Linked DNA regions of Homo sapiens: region 2 is linked to region 1. Evidence: chromatin contacts called from ENCODE Hi-C or POLR2A ChIA-PET data. All regions are on one chromosome and are shown on one strand. Each heading gives the region's core, a stretch centred on a gene start or an enhancer-like site at or near the end of the contact. The rest is flanking DNA. Distances are from core to core; before and after follow the strand shown. Region 1 holds the start of COL25A1 (collagen type XXV alpha 1 chain). Region 2 holds the start of GAR1 (GAR1 ribonucleoprotein).

What was found. Hi-C counts contacts between places; a loop is a spot of excess contacts on that map. ChIA-PET counts read pairs that join two places held with the same protein, here RNA polymerase II (POLR2A). Pooled maps may share reads with other maps.
Region 2: a map of naive thymus-derived CD4-positive, alpha-beta T cell shows a loop between it and region 1 (5-fold over the local background). The contact joins the promoter of GAR1 here to the promoter of COL25A1 in region 1. A Hi-C loop is called at or near these places in 1 of 168 maps with a recorded cell type or tissue (naive thymus-derived CD4-positive, alpha-beta T cell) and 3 of 50 pooled maps. POLR2A ChIA-PET finds 5 or more read pairs at or near these places in 1 of 52 experiments (WTC11).

Annotation. Positions count from the first base shown.
Region 1 is chr4:109,297,031-109,304,061 of GRCh38, reverse strand. It overlaps COL25A1 (collagen type XXV alpha 1 chain), which reads left to right and starts at 1,404. Exons shown (of 38, transcript NM_198721.4): 1 at 1,404-1,893; 2 at 1,987-2,339; 3 at 3,410-3,479. The coding sequence starts at 2,043. It overlaps COL25A1-DT (COL25A1 divergent transcript), which reads right to left and starts at 1,027. Exons shown (of 3, transcript NR_160939.1): 1 at 735-1,027. RefSeq lists an enhancer at 550-1,332.
Region 2 is chr4:109,810,251-109,817,429 of GRCh38, reverse strand. GAR1 (GAR1 ribonucleoprotein) reads right to left here and starts at 1,668. Exons shown (of 7, transcript NM_018983.4): 1 at 1,626-1,668; 2 at 1,052-1,277. The coding sequence starts at 1,265. GAR1-DT (GAR1 divergent transcript) reads left to right here and starts at 2,048. Exons shown (of 2, transcript NR_186620.1): 1 at 2,048-2,599; 2 at 3,830-4,511. RefSeq lists enhancers at 923-992, 1,163-1,212, 1,563-1,612, 1,623-2,022, 2,193-2,292.

The DNA.
Region 1 (7,031 bases), core at 155-2,654:
GGAACCTAGAATTTTAATGTCCAAGTTCTCAGGTGATGCTGATGTTATTGGTCTAGGACCATCCTTTGAGAACCACTGTGTAATACAAATGAATTATGGTTTTGACTTTATAGCCAAATTCATTGAGTTTTCCTCCAATGTTAGTCTCTTTCTTCCTCTAATGCTGTTATTTCCTTACCTTGCTTCACACCTAGCAATATCCGTTTACACATGTGAAAGACCAACTTAGTGAAGTATTTTGTTGACTGTTTACAATAGTAAGCAACGACTTCAGGTTAGCTTAATTAAGGAGAATAGGAAAAATATATGGTTTTTTTTTTTATAGGGAGATAAGAAGGAACTCTTTGGAATAAGAGGTGGGATTTCTGTTTTCCCCAAAGTCAATTAGATGTCAAATGCTACTTGTTACCAACTTTCCAAAATCCCATTAGAGACCTTGTAATTTGATCCAGAGAGAACAGCATTAAGAGTCAGGTAAAAGGAAAAACTGACTTCATTCTTCATTCCTTTCCTAAATCCTGAGAAATGTGTATACCTCAACACTCCCTTTTCCAATCCCGCAAAACAGGGAATCAGGAAAACACATTAGCACCCTAGTACAGACTAGGAATACAGAGCTGGGAGGAGACTCAGTGCCGTCAAGACAAGGAAACTGGGGGAGGGGAAGGAAAACTTCCCCTCGTTGGACAATCTGAGGGCTGCAGTGGGAAGAGAAGGGAAGTGGGGAAATGTACCTCAGACGTCGGCCAGACACTTTGCCTCTGGGCATGTGGGAAAGTGAGGGAGGAGGGAAAAGCGCTGCACCACAGCGAGATAGCAACAGCTCCTGCGGCTGCTTTTGAGTGAAGATCAGTAGAGATAGAGCGTGCCGCTTCACATCTTCCTCCCGGAGGCCATTTCTCCATTTTTATGTGGGATAAAAAGGGGGCGCTGGGCTGAGTCAGTATAAGCCAAAGTTGCCGCCTCTTGCGCAGCCGACCCCGCTTCGGCCCCGGCCCAGGCCAGAGAGGTGGCCCTCGGAGATGCTGAAGTTACTCCGCGCAGGGGGAGGGGTCGCCAGGCTCCTCTCCAATCACGGTGGCCGCTCCAGCTATTTGCATACATTATGCTAATAACAGACCTCCTGCCCCGCTCCCACCCAAGCTTCCCGCCTCCCTTGGGGGTTCCCCGGGCCGGCCCGCGGGCTGGGCCAAGGTGAATACATTATGATAATAAGGCGGGCTCCTGCTTTGCCTTCGGAAGGGGGGCGCGCAGCAGCGGGAGCGGCAGGCCGGACGCCGGGCGCCGGGAGGGGGTCGGGGGAGGGACGTCGTGCTCGGAGCGCGCGCGCACTCACACACTCACACACACACTCACGCGAGCATCGCGAAGGGTATTTAAGGATCGCGCACGCGGGGCTGCGGAGATCCTTCGGGCAGCCGCGACTTCGGCTTCGCGAGTAGCATTGGTTCCTTGGGTTTATTTCGTTTTCCTCTCTCTTCTCCACCTTAGTCGCCCCTTTCGCGCTGCGCTGTAGCGTGCTCTCACAGCCTTTTTGCCTTGAACTGAATGCAGGTGGGAAACAGGTCGGCGTGCCGAAAGACACCGAGTAGGTAGAAATAAGGCAAACTCACAGAGGCGCAACAGGTCCGGTCCTCCGTGGCCAGGGCGAGCCGCGGCCCCGCGTGGCGCCTCGGCCGTTGCCCTCGGACCCTGAGCGGCCACTGTTGGGGCCCTCGAAAGAGGTGTCGGTCCTCTGGGAGTCGGAAGAGCTGTCTGGGTGGGTTTCGTCTTGCTTTTTACCCCACCGCCACCCAGTCCCCGGACGGAGGGTGCTTTTCACTTCCAGCTGGGAGGAGAGAAGAAAGCGGGGATGGTGCACGCCTGCGGGTCTGGACGCTGAGCAAGGCAGGGGTCCGTATCCGCTCGTGGGCTTGACTCCACCAACTAGTTGTGCAGCCACAGGGACTGAACTTTGGAGGAATCGACCTTTTTCTTTCCTTTTAGGATTATTTGAGGTGTAGAGGGTGGGAAGCGAAGCCGAGACGGCCGACCCCGCCACGATGCTGCTGAAGAAGCACGCAGGGAAAGGAGGGGGCCGGGAGCCCAGATCCGAGGACCCGACCCCTGCCGAACAGCATTGTGCCCGGACCATGCCCCCGTGTGCCGTCCTGGCGGCCCTCCTGTCAGTGGTGGCCGTGGTGTCTTGCCTGTACCTGGGTGTGAAAACCAACGACCTCCAGGCGAGGATCGCCGCTCTCGAATCCGCCAAAGGGGCCCCTTCCATTCATCTGCTGCCTGATACCCTGGATCACCTCAAGACTATGGTGCAAGAGAAAGTGGAGCGACTTCTGGCTCAGGTGTGAGAGGCTGGGGTATTTTGCACGTGGGTAACATCTTGTACAAGCGTGACTCTGTGTGCATGACTAGCCGCTACCCTTACTGTACCCATACTTGGTGTGGCTGTGTGTGTGCGCGCGCGTGCATGTGTTGGCCAAGGATCTATGCTCACTGTAGCATATATTTATATGTGCACATCCCTTGATGTCCCCATCCCTATCTCTAATCTTCCCTCACTCTCTCTTAATGTTTGCGTGTTAAACACATAGGAAGGTCTAAAAGGGTTCGGAAAGGGCATTTTATCTCTTTTTAGTTGTCCTAAGTCAAACCCAATTGTGGAGAGAATATTTCTTGCAGAGATAGCATCTGTTAAATCTTTTACATGTTGTAAGATGGTTAGGGTCATAGATGTTATTAATATATAAAAAAGGTAATCACTCTTAAATGTAAAATAATGTCATATATAATTTAAAATCAATAATTTCACACGTTGAATCTTTTCATATTAAAAGTTTAAACTTTTTTTTTTTAAAGTAGCTTTATTTTTGGTAAAGGATGCAGTGCCGGGGTATTTATGAATGCAGAGCCCTTGGAATTGAGAGTTGAGAGGAATCTATGTTATGTGTAAGGGTACCTTTAGACTAGAGTAAGGGGGTTTTCTGGAACCTTACCCTAGCCGGGAGCCTATTTGGCAGTAGTTGCAGCCTAGCATGATAAATAAAGCAGTTGACCTTCATGTATAAAATATTGGCTGTTATTGGTAAGCCACAGCTTACCTAATACTGCAACATTTTAGTGCTAGGTTTTTACATTGACTGCATATGCTTGAGCTGAGGGAGAGAGTGGTGGTAGAGAAGAATGGAGAAAGATGTTATACAAGTCCAGCAATCTTGATACCCTATCAGTGGTCATTTTCTTTTTTTAGGACTTAGGCATGGTTACTTTCTTGACTAGAGTCCAAGTACATATGTAAATGTTAGTTATGCAGGTTATGAAATGCCGGTAAATCAGGCGTATGGCCAGAGTCCCTAAAGACTCCATCCCTCTACAGTGCTACTGATGATTATTAATAACTCTTCTTTTCCTACAGAAATCCTATGAACATATGGCTAAAATAAGAATCGCAAGAGAAGCACCTTCAGAATGTAACTGCCCAGCAGGTAAAATGGAACTTATTTAACAAGGTTTCCTCCAGAGCAGAGCATTTTAAAACAAAGGTCCTGTGTCTGTCAAGTCTACCTGTAATAATAGTAAAGAAAGAATGCAGACCCAACTTGCTTTAATAAAATCAACATGTCTCATTCAAAAGGATGGCAAATAAAGCCCCAAATATTATTTTAAGCAGCATACCAAGGCCTGTTATGGGAAAGCAAAGGATATAATCACCAAAGAAAATATAGGCAAGGTGATGTACAAGGACAAACTTCTTAGATTCACAGATTGAAAAATATTCTTCAATTAAATTGTCTTAATGTCTACAGTGAAAAGGACTGTAGAACTGTTAGATTCTGAATTCCTGGCTCGCTCTTATTGTGTTAGTGCAGAGTTTTTTTTTTTTTTTGTTTTGGTTTATTCCCTTTGGCATACGTTTATGTTAGTAAACCACCTTCACTTCCTTTCCTGCTGTTTCTGTTCTATTAAAAAGATTCCATCTCCTATCCTATAGCTAGAGATGATGACTGAAAGAAAATGATTTCTTTATCTTGAGCTTCCCATTACAAACTCTTGCATTCTCAGTGACTTTTGAAGAAGAGGCTCTTATATTTTTACCTTTTTTTCCTGTGTAGCTTCAGGGAACTATATTAAAGGCAGCATATTAGTAGAAGGACAGAGAAGAAGGACATCATGAATAAGACCCCTGGGTAATCATTAAATCTTCCTTCATGGACCTTTGAGGGCTTGGTAGATATCTTAGACCTAACAATTTAGAAGCCCTTGGAATATGGCCATTGGAAACATCTAGTGGATTCAACTCATGTAAGTCATGAAAAACTCCCATGAGTTGAGATGTTTATTTCAGATAAACATTGTTAATACATTTATGAACATGATAGTTTCTTTTATCATCACTCATGGAAAGTGAGTCTCTTAAAATTTCTTTAGTATTAAGCAACATGATACTTAGGTGCTTATATATGAAAAGGCAAGTTCTTGTATTTTTTCATATTCTGAAACGTTTCCCCCTCATGATAACTTGTTTTGGCAGAGCTACACAAGGCACCACATTTAGAAATTTTAAATGTCAACTCCAGGTTGTACCTTATACAAATTTTACTATTTATATTCTGTTAAATTTTTGAACATAATAGAGCTATATCTTTAAAATGAAGCCCTTTTGATCGAGAAGACATATATGTTAGGTACCAGAAAAACAGAGTTAACCTTTGACAGTGTAGGTCTCATTCTTAGTTGTTTTATGTTGGAAAATATCTCAGAAGTCAGATATTCAAGGAAGGCACTTTTCTAGTGTGGGAATTAACTCAACCACCTCATCAGCCTGTAGGGATTATTTAAATTCCCAGGACAGTTGGTGCAGGACTTCACTGATCATACCACGTAGAGTCCAGCATTTTTTTGTATACAATATTCTTACTAGCTCTGTGAAAAATAGCTAGTGCTTAATTAATAGAATTCTTAATAAACTTAGTAAAAATAGAAAAGTGACAACCACAACATTGAGTTCTATTTTTTGAGAAGATATAATTGTTTCGTGATGTTTAATGTAGGCTAGCTACTGAAGTCTAACTTGCAATCTAAAAGAAATCTATTACATTTAAAATTTACTGTATATTATCTTAGATTATTTTGGACCATTTTTCATCTTAGCATGTGAACGTAATAATAAATGGAGATTTCCTAGGCTTTTTTGTTGGCTCCCACTAATAGCTGCTTTACCTCTTGCCACCACCAGAGCTCCACATTACATCAGTTTTTACCTGGCAGCTTCCAAGGTAAACATTTGAAGGTGTGCATTCTAATATGCAGAATCAAGCAGGTTTCTTGCTGACAAACTGCTATTATGGAAATACTCCCTTTTGCTTGAGGAATAATCAGACATCATCAAAATAAGGACATTACGTTGAAAATAATATCTTGGGGAAAACTATTTATTTCTAATACGGCCAGTGAGGAGTTGTCTTAGGGAATGAATGGGCTGACCAAGAGGATTAGAAAAGAGATTCAGCACTTCCACCTGGTTTGGCTCTAGCCCTGGTTTGCAGTGACTAAGAGTTGTCACCTAGACATCTGTTTGTAGGGCAGAGTGAGACAAGTCTGTGACCTCAGCTCAGTTCCTGTGGACAGATGCCCACCCCTTGAAGTTAACACTCTTGTTAACAGTTTTAGTCACAGAGCCAAGGACTGATAGCAAAGAAGCAATGATGTGTTGTTTGTGTTCACTCATTTCTTTTGATAGAACTCAGTCCCAGTGAGGTTTATTCAGGTAGGCTCTAAGGGTAATCATAGAATTTATAGATATATTTTTATGCACAAAAAGGAACCTCTGTGAGAGAGAGATGAAAAGGACAATTTTTTAAAAATGGCTTCTAATGGCAGGGGATGTACTCTCTAATTTAATTTTCACAATGACCCTGACTGAAGTATTAGCAGTCTCATTTTACAGATGAGGAAACTGAGACTCAGAGAAGATGATTAACTTAACATGGTAAAGGCAAAGTCAGGATTCATGCCCACATCTGATAGAACTAAAAGCCCAGTCTACCAAGGAATAGAGAATAAGTATAGGTTTTGGACCTGGATAATTCCGGATTGGAATCCTGGATCTAGTACTAAATAGCTGTGTACATTGGTCAAACTAATGAACTTCCCTATGTTCTAATTTCCTCATCGGCAAAAAAAAAAAAAAAAAAAAAAAAAAAAAGAAAAGGAAAAAAGACTAATAATACCTTCCTTAGGGTAATAGTTTACCTAAATAGTCTGGTATATTAGTGGCTATCCATTAGACAATAGTAATTACTATTCTTTTTAGTATATTATATGCTACTTAGCTCTGCTGTGATCTACAGAGACACATGAAATAGGTGGGAAAACTGAGACCTGGAGATGTTGTATAATTTGCTAAAAACCCAGTGGCTAATTAATGGCAGGTTTGGACTAGAACACTGTACTTAATTAAACAAATGTATCTGTAGATTATTCATGAGATAATCATACTAGTCAGTATTTCTTGGTGCTATATAAATAAAGATTGGTTCTTTTTTGATATTTATATAAGTCTCCTAAATTATTCTTACAAAAATTGCAGGGAAAACTTTTGACCTTTTAGGTAAACCATGATTGAAGTGGATAGGACCTGGGCTTAAAAGACCATGGGGATATTAAAAAATATCTTTACAGTTTTAATACCAGATGTTTACAAAAAGAAGTAGCTTAATTATGTGACTCCTTTTCAATTTTAAATAGCCTATTGCAGTAAAATTTTTAATATTTACCTATTTTAAGATTTTTAAAACAGATTAATAGAGTTGGGCAGCCATCACCACAATCCAGTTTTAGATCATCTTGTCACCCTGGGAAACTTGCATTTATTTCTTTCATGCAGTCAGAAAAGCTCTATTTTAAAAAATATTTGGTTTAAAGAAACCCAAAATGATAATTTTAAAAATAATAATCTTAAAATTTCCATACAAATTGAAGCTGTGTTTAGCAGAATATTTGGTTTAGCAGTAACCAAACCAGAGAAATTCAGCTGG
Region 2 (7,179 bases), core at 419-2,918, 510 kb before region 1:
AACAATGATTCATTGTTTTCAAGGACATCTGGAATCTCAAAATAACTACCTTTATTTCTAACTAGACTGTCACCCCAAACTAAAATACCACATTCCTGCAAAACCAAGTCTTCATTCCTATCACCCAAGCTCAAAACCTGGAACCCTTTATTATCAGCATTAGCTAAGTTCTACCGATTTTGTTTCCTTTGAAATCTCTCTCCTATCTAACCCTTCCTTTTTTTTCCTCACTGTCACCATCCTGATTCAGGCTCTCAAGGTCTCATGTATGGACTGGTACAACAGCTTGTGGGCTGGGACCTTTTATTCTAGAAACTGCTCCTTTCAAACCATCCTGCATACTCATCCAAGCCATTCTTAGTTAGACACTACTCACCCTCTCTCCTCTTTAATGTAGTAAGTTTCACTTTCTGTGACTTCCATTCCCATCTCATTGTTAATTACTCTAAAACTACCCTAAATAGGTGTTTTTCTAGATTTCCTCTCTGGCAGTTTCCCTCTCAAGCAAATTGTTTTCTCACTTATCTACTTTTGAGTAGTAACAGAAAGCATGGGCTTTGGAGTCAGAATACTTGGCTTTGTATTTCTTTCTTTTCTGTACAGACAGGGTCTCCTGCTTTATTATCCAGGCTGGTCTCTAACTCCCGGCTTCAAAAGATCCTCCCGTCTTAGCTTCCCAAAGTGTTGGGATTACAGGCGTGAGCCACCGCACCCAGCCTGTATTTCAGCTATATCACTAATTGATCACTTATCACTAACCTTATGACCCCAGCAAAAAAACTTAACTCTAAATCATAGTTTTCTCATCTGTAAAATCGGGGAATTAGGCATAAGTACTCACGATTACCTATTTAATATCTTCCTGTCAACCCTCAAGTTCCACCTCCAAGATGCATTCTAAGTATCCCTCAGCTTTCTTGATCTCCCCACTCCACCCTTACATGCTACATTCTCCACACAGGCTTGTGTATCCCAAACTTGCTGCCTAACAACACAAACCCCCAACCCACACCTACTCCTTCAAATAAGCTAAATACTGAAGACTGCATACAGACTACACGTTCTGGAGGTCCTTGGTCTTGGCCTTTGTTAAAGCCTCCGCGGCCACCCCCTCGTCCAAATCCTCCCCTGCCGCCGCCTCTGAAATTGCCGCCGCCTCCACCGCCGCCTCCACCTCGGAAGTGGTTGCTGCTGCCACCTCGGTTGAAGCCGCCACCTCCACCACCTCGATTAAAGCCTCCACGACCTCCGCCTCGAAAAGACATTCTCTCTCCTCCCTGATGAAAAAAAAACGACCTATGTCTTCTGATCACTGTAGCCTCTGAGTATACTCCAACCCCTCGGAGCTGCGGTGAGAACACCATAAAGGAGACAAAAGCAGCCCTGTCACCTCACCCACGGTCAGACAGCCAGTGACCACCAACCTGATGGGTGAAGAGTTTACTTCTCCATGGTCTCGTGAGCGCCGACCGACCACACACCACCCTTGCCGCCCCATGATTAGTATCTCCTCCCCCTACAGACAGCAAGGTCTTCGCACCGCATCCCCTTCCTTCCTCCCTCCCTCCGGCAGTTGGGTTCCACGTCCAGCATTTTCAAATCCTCCGGCTTCTACGGCCACTCACCGGCGCCACGTGCCCCTCTGGCCCTGGCCTTGCGCACACACCCACCCGCGGGGTACTTCCGCCGCGCTGGAACCTCCTCGGTTACCGTACCGCCACAGAGTTTTTTAAAGACCAGAAACTTGAATAACTGGTTTGCCAAAAAAAAAAGCCAATCACCCGCGGAACAAGCAACACTGGTTCCAAAACAGCCTTTAGCGCTGGAAAAGTGGCAATAATAGATAACCTTAACCACTAATTTACAACAGAGAGGCCAACTTGCCTGACGCTGAGCCGTGGAAGTGACGTATAACAGCGGCGTCCTTTGCAGCACGACGTCCCGGAAGTGCTGCGGCAATGTTGCTCTTGGAGATAGCTGGCGTTAGGGATCCGCCTTCTCTCCCAGAGGCGGGGCAGGTTTCTGTTTGGTTGCCGCCCTAACGGCCAGAACTAAAGCACCTTGCAAGGAATGAAGTTGGTTCTTGAAGTCCGTGCTGACTGGCTGGGCGCATTTGCGCATTTGCTTCTCTGGCTGCAAAATGGCCCGCAACAGCACTCACTAATTTGTTGCTAACTTCAGGAACTGTGCGGACAGGTCTCTGAGGCTTCTGAGCCGCGCTATGTCCAGTAGATCTGGGCGCCTCAGAACCTGTCACAGCCGACGGAAGCGTTTATCTGAGTTTCTTGTTTCTTCCCAACCTTTTGATTTTCGCACCATTACGCGCTCAACTATGCCTCTTCTTTTGTCCTATGGTCTCAACTAATTAAAGGAAGAAAAGCAATGCATGTGTGTGTGTAATTTTAAAGAAACTATGCTGTCTTATAGAAAACCAAACCATCATTTTTATCTTTTGTACCAGGTATTCAAGTATGTTTTGAGCACCGACGGGCTGTGAACTGGACTGTGCTGAAAGCTCCTCTCCCTCTTCTCTCTTTAAGCCCTTTATATTTGACATCAGCTTCCCCCACATTCTCCAAAGCTTCTCTCACAAATAAAGGTAATGACTTCCCATTTATTAAATTTGGTTGGAGTCTTTTACACCCAAACCCTCTGAGACCTTACCTTGATATTTGATCTCGTGTTTAGAAGAGGGTGGAACTTGGTACCTATCTAATTCAGAGGGTTATTGTAAATGGGATTTTAAAATACCTTTGTAGGCGGGGCGTGGTGGCTCACGCCTGTAATCCCAGCACTTTGGGAGGCCAAGGCAGATGGATCACTTGAGATCAGGAGTTCGAGACCAGCCTGGCCAATACGGTGAAACCCCTTCTCTACTAAAAATACAAAAATCAGCCGGGCATGGTGGCACACGCCTGTAATCGCAGCTACTCGGGAGGCTGAGGCAGGAGAATCGCTTGAACCCGGGAGGCGGAGGTTGCCGTGAGCCGAGATCACGCCACTGCACTCCAGCCTGGACGACAGAGCAAGGCTTGGTCTCAAAACAAACAAAAAACAAAATAAGTGAGAGAGGAAACTTTACTTGTTCTTTTTCTTTTAGTTTAGTAAATGCTGCAATTTGATTTTAACGAATGTTGGTCTTTTTATGGGCCTATATAAGTGTATTATTTTTGAAACAAAAAATGAAAATTACCTATTTAGTATGAAACCTTTGCTTATCTTTTGCTGTGTATTTGCTCAATTCTGAATTGAACTTGAGATTGTCACACACAGATTGCATTTTCAACTGAAATGAGATGATTTTTGTCTTTACTCTTAAAACTTAGTGAGAAAAAGCTTGCTTGAACAAGAAGTTTTAAAGTATGTCAAAATGTTTATTACTTTCTTAAAAATGTCAAGCTGCTCTTCTTTCTCAGAAATCCAAAACTTGTAGAAGCACAGATCAGGCCAGGTGCTGTGGCTGACGCCTGTAATCCCAGCATTTTGGGAGGCTGAGGCAGGCAGATCACCTGTGGTCAGGAGTTCAAGACCAGCCTGGCCAACATGGTGAAACCCTGTCTCTACTAAAAATACAAAACTTAGCCGGGCGTGGTGGCGGGCGCCTGTAATCCTAGCTATTTGGGAGGCTGAGGCAGGAGAATCGCTTGAACCCGGGAGGCGGAGATTGCAGTGAGCCAAGATTGCGCCACTGCATTCCAGCCTGGGCAACAGAGCAAGACTCCGTCTCAAAAAAAAAAAAAAAAAAAAAAAGAAGGAGAAACACAAATAAGTACATTTCATCTTATATCTACAGTCATACATTCACAAAGTTCTTCCTCTTTTCTCAAAGCCAGGTGCTCAGGCTGAGAAGATTCAAGGAAAGGGTTCCTCACGTAGTTATACAGTTGTGTTCCAGGGGAAGGAAAATATTGTTCGGTTTTGTTCTGCAATTCCCCACGGTGGTTTTCGGTAAGACTTGAGACTTCCTTATTCTAAAGTCCAAGCAGCAGTGGAAACATTTCAAGATCCCTTTTTGCAATATAACTTTTCCAAAGATTCAATATTTATTTAAACCCAAAAATCTTGTCACTCGAAGTAAAACGATTTTCTCCAGGGCCTGAAGATCCTTGTTCAACTAGTTCATGTGATGAAAATGTCTGTTAAGTAGGTGATATGGTTTGGATGTTTGTTCCCTCCAAATCTCATGCTGAAATTTGATTCCCAGTGTCGTAGATGGGACCTCGTGGGAGGTGATTGGATCATGGGGGCAGAATTCTCATGAATGGCTTAGCACCATCCCCTTGGTGATAAGTGAGTTTTCACTCAGTTCACTTGAGATGTGGTTGTTTTAAGAGTCTGTGACCTCTTCTATTTCTCTCTTGCTCCCACTCTTGCCATGTGACATGCTGGCTCCCCATCACCTTCCGCCATGATTGTAAGCTTCTAGAGACCTCACCAGAAACTGATGCCAGCACCATGCTTCCTGTAAAGCCTCCAGAACCATAAGCCAATTAAACCTCTTTCTTTATAAATTACCTAGCCTTGGGCATTTCTTTACAGCAATGCAAAAAAAAACAAAAATGCTGGTTTCCACAGCCATTCTTTATCTTCAAAGAATTTGGTAAAATCTGGGCTACTGTTTTCTTGAATGTATTTCTGTGATTCACTTTCTAGGTCAAGCGTCCTGTTAAGGAGCAGAATCTGTATTACCTTCTCTCACTCCAATCCGTAGTGTCAATAAACATTATTTTGTGTAATTTCTGTAGGTCAGAAATTAAGGAGCAGCTTAGCTGGATGATTTTGACCCAGGGTCTCTCATAAGGTTGCAGTCAAGGTATCACCTGGGGCTGCAGTCCACTGAAGACTTGACTAGGGCTGGAGGATCCTTTTCTGAGGGAGCTCACTGACATGCCTAGCAAGCTGATGCTGCCTACTGCCAGCCCCAGTTCCTTGCCATACAGACCTCTTTACAGGGTGCTTGAGTACTGACATGACATGCCAGCTGGATTCCCCCAAAATGATCTGCTAAGCCATAAGATTTACGCATGTGGAAGGAGATTTATATGGGCCTTGTCCAGGTTTTCACATAGTTTAAAAAAAAAAATTTTTAGAAGTGAATTGCATTATGTTTGATAAGTCATCTTCATAGCATCATCTAGAACTTTTTTCATTTCTGCTCCAAAACTTTCTGACATCAGCACTCTCTGGGAAGAAAGCAATGAGTTGTGAATATGTCAGGATTTTAATGAGAATTGAAATCTCTGAGGGAACCAATCGTTGATAGGGTACCATAAATAGATACTGACACAGTTCTTCCAAGAGGTACCTTCTTTTTCCAATATGAAGACAGTAAATATATCTTTACCTTTGCTTCTTTGCAGCAGTGTTTAATAGAAGAAAAATTTTCTTGAATTTTGCCGTAATTTATAAATCTTGCAAATGCTACTTTATGACATTTGTTGTTGAAATCTGATGATTCATCAACCTGGATGAGAAGTTGTTAGGTTCTTTTGATGCTATGCAGCATTATGTGACATGTCATCAATCACATCAATTTATCAAACTTTGAAAGTGAAACCGTTTTAGTTTCTCATTACATCATATGCTGGCGTCTGACTCTCTGTAATTATACATGCTGAAATTGTGAGGTCCCATCAATTGTGGGGCTCTTTCCTTTTCTAGTCAAAAGGTTCTTCTGCTAAATAACTTGCTTTCTGGGCCTTTTTACTGAAGGTGACTTAAAAAAATAAATACATTCTTTACTCTGGGTTTCCAAAGGCCATATAAAATTATCTGCTCCTTTACTATGGTTTGCAGTTAAGTGTCTTTTCAATTTTGCTGGAGCCATTGCTTCATTTATAAGTTGTGATTCTTCATTACTAACTTTATCAGAATTATTAAGACTTAGAATTCTCTTCCATCTCCCAGTTCATCTTCAAAAATCACCACATTGGACTATAAGTCATGTTTGTAAAACACAGATGCTAATCAAGTATAAAACAAGCAAACTAAACAAGGAAATTTTTTTAAAAAATGATATCTTCAAATGCAATTCACTTTTAACCTGCAAGCTCCATGTGTCAGGCCTCTGAGCCCAAGCCTGCGTGTATACATCCAGATGGCCTGAGTCAACTGAAAACTACAAAGGAAGAGAAACAGCCTGCTCCTGTCTTAACTGATTGACCAACCTTAAGACATTCCATTATGACCTGTTCCTTCCCTGCCCAACTGATTGATTGATCGACCTCGTGACATTCTTCTTCTGGACCATGGGTCTTATGATCTCCCCACCATGCACCTTGTGACCCCCTCCTCTGCTGACAATAGATAGCCACCTTTAACTGTAACTTTCCACTGCTTATCCCAGTCCTATAAAACTGCCCCACCCCACCTCCCTTTGCCGACTCTTTTCAGACTCAGCCCACTTGCTCCCACATGAAATAAACAGCCTTGTTGCTCACACAAAGCCTGTTGGTGGACTCTTCACATGAACACGGACGAGCGTGACACCGTGTTTTACAACGTTTACAACATTAGCAAAGCAACAGGGAGGCATTTGAGTTATGGGGCATTAAAATTGCTTCCTTAAAATGTTGTCTTTGATTGTCTATTACATCAGGAGAGCTCGTTACCTGTCAGTTGACTGAATAAAGGGAGGCCAGGGGAGATTAGGAAATGTAAATCAGGAAGGAGAGGCTGATGTCATCAACCTATTGTCTCTCCCTCTCCCTCAACCTGTTGTCCCTCCTTAATTCAGCACCCACCAATCATCAACAGCACCCCCTGTTTGCATCAAAAGCTGAGAATGGACTCAATGAAATGAACATAGTTGTGTGGAGCACTGTCATGTTTGTGAATGACCTCTAGCGAAATTCCTAACAGAGTTGTTTGATCACTAGTCATTTACTACAAGTGTTGGCATTACATGGAGAAAGAAGTTCAAAAGAATGCCAAAAAAAAAAAAAAATTCCAATCTCTTCTGGAATCCCTAGTAACCGCTCCTAGACCCCTAATGACATCTGCAGAAACTCACGCTAGAGTATAAGCTCCTGAAGAATGACAACTACATCTTCTTTGTTTTGGTACCCTCAGCACTTAGTACAGTGCCTGGAATAAAATTGATGCTGATGCCCAATAAATATTTGTTAAATGGAACTGAATTCCTCTGTGCTTTGAATTTCTGCTCATGCCTTGAGAACC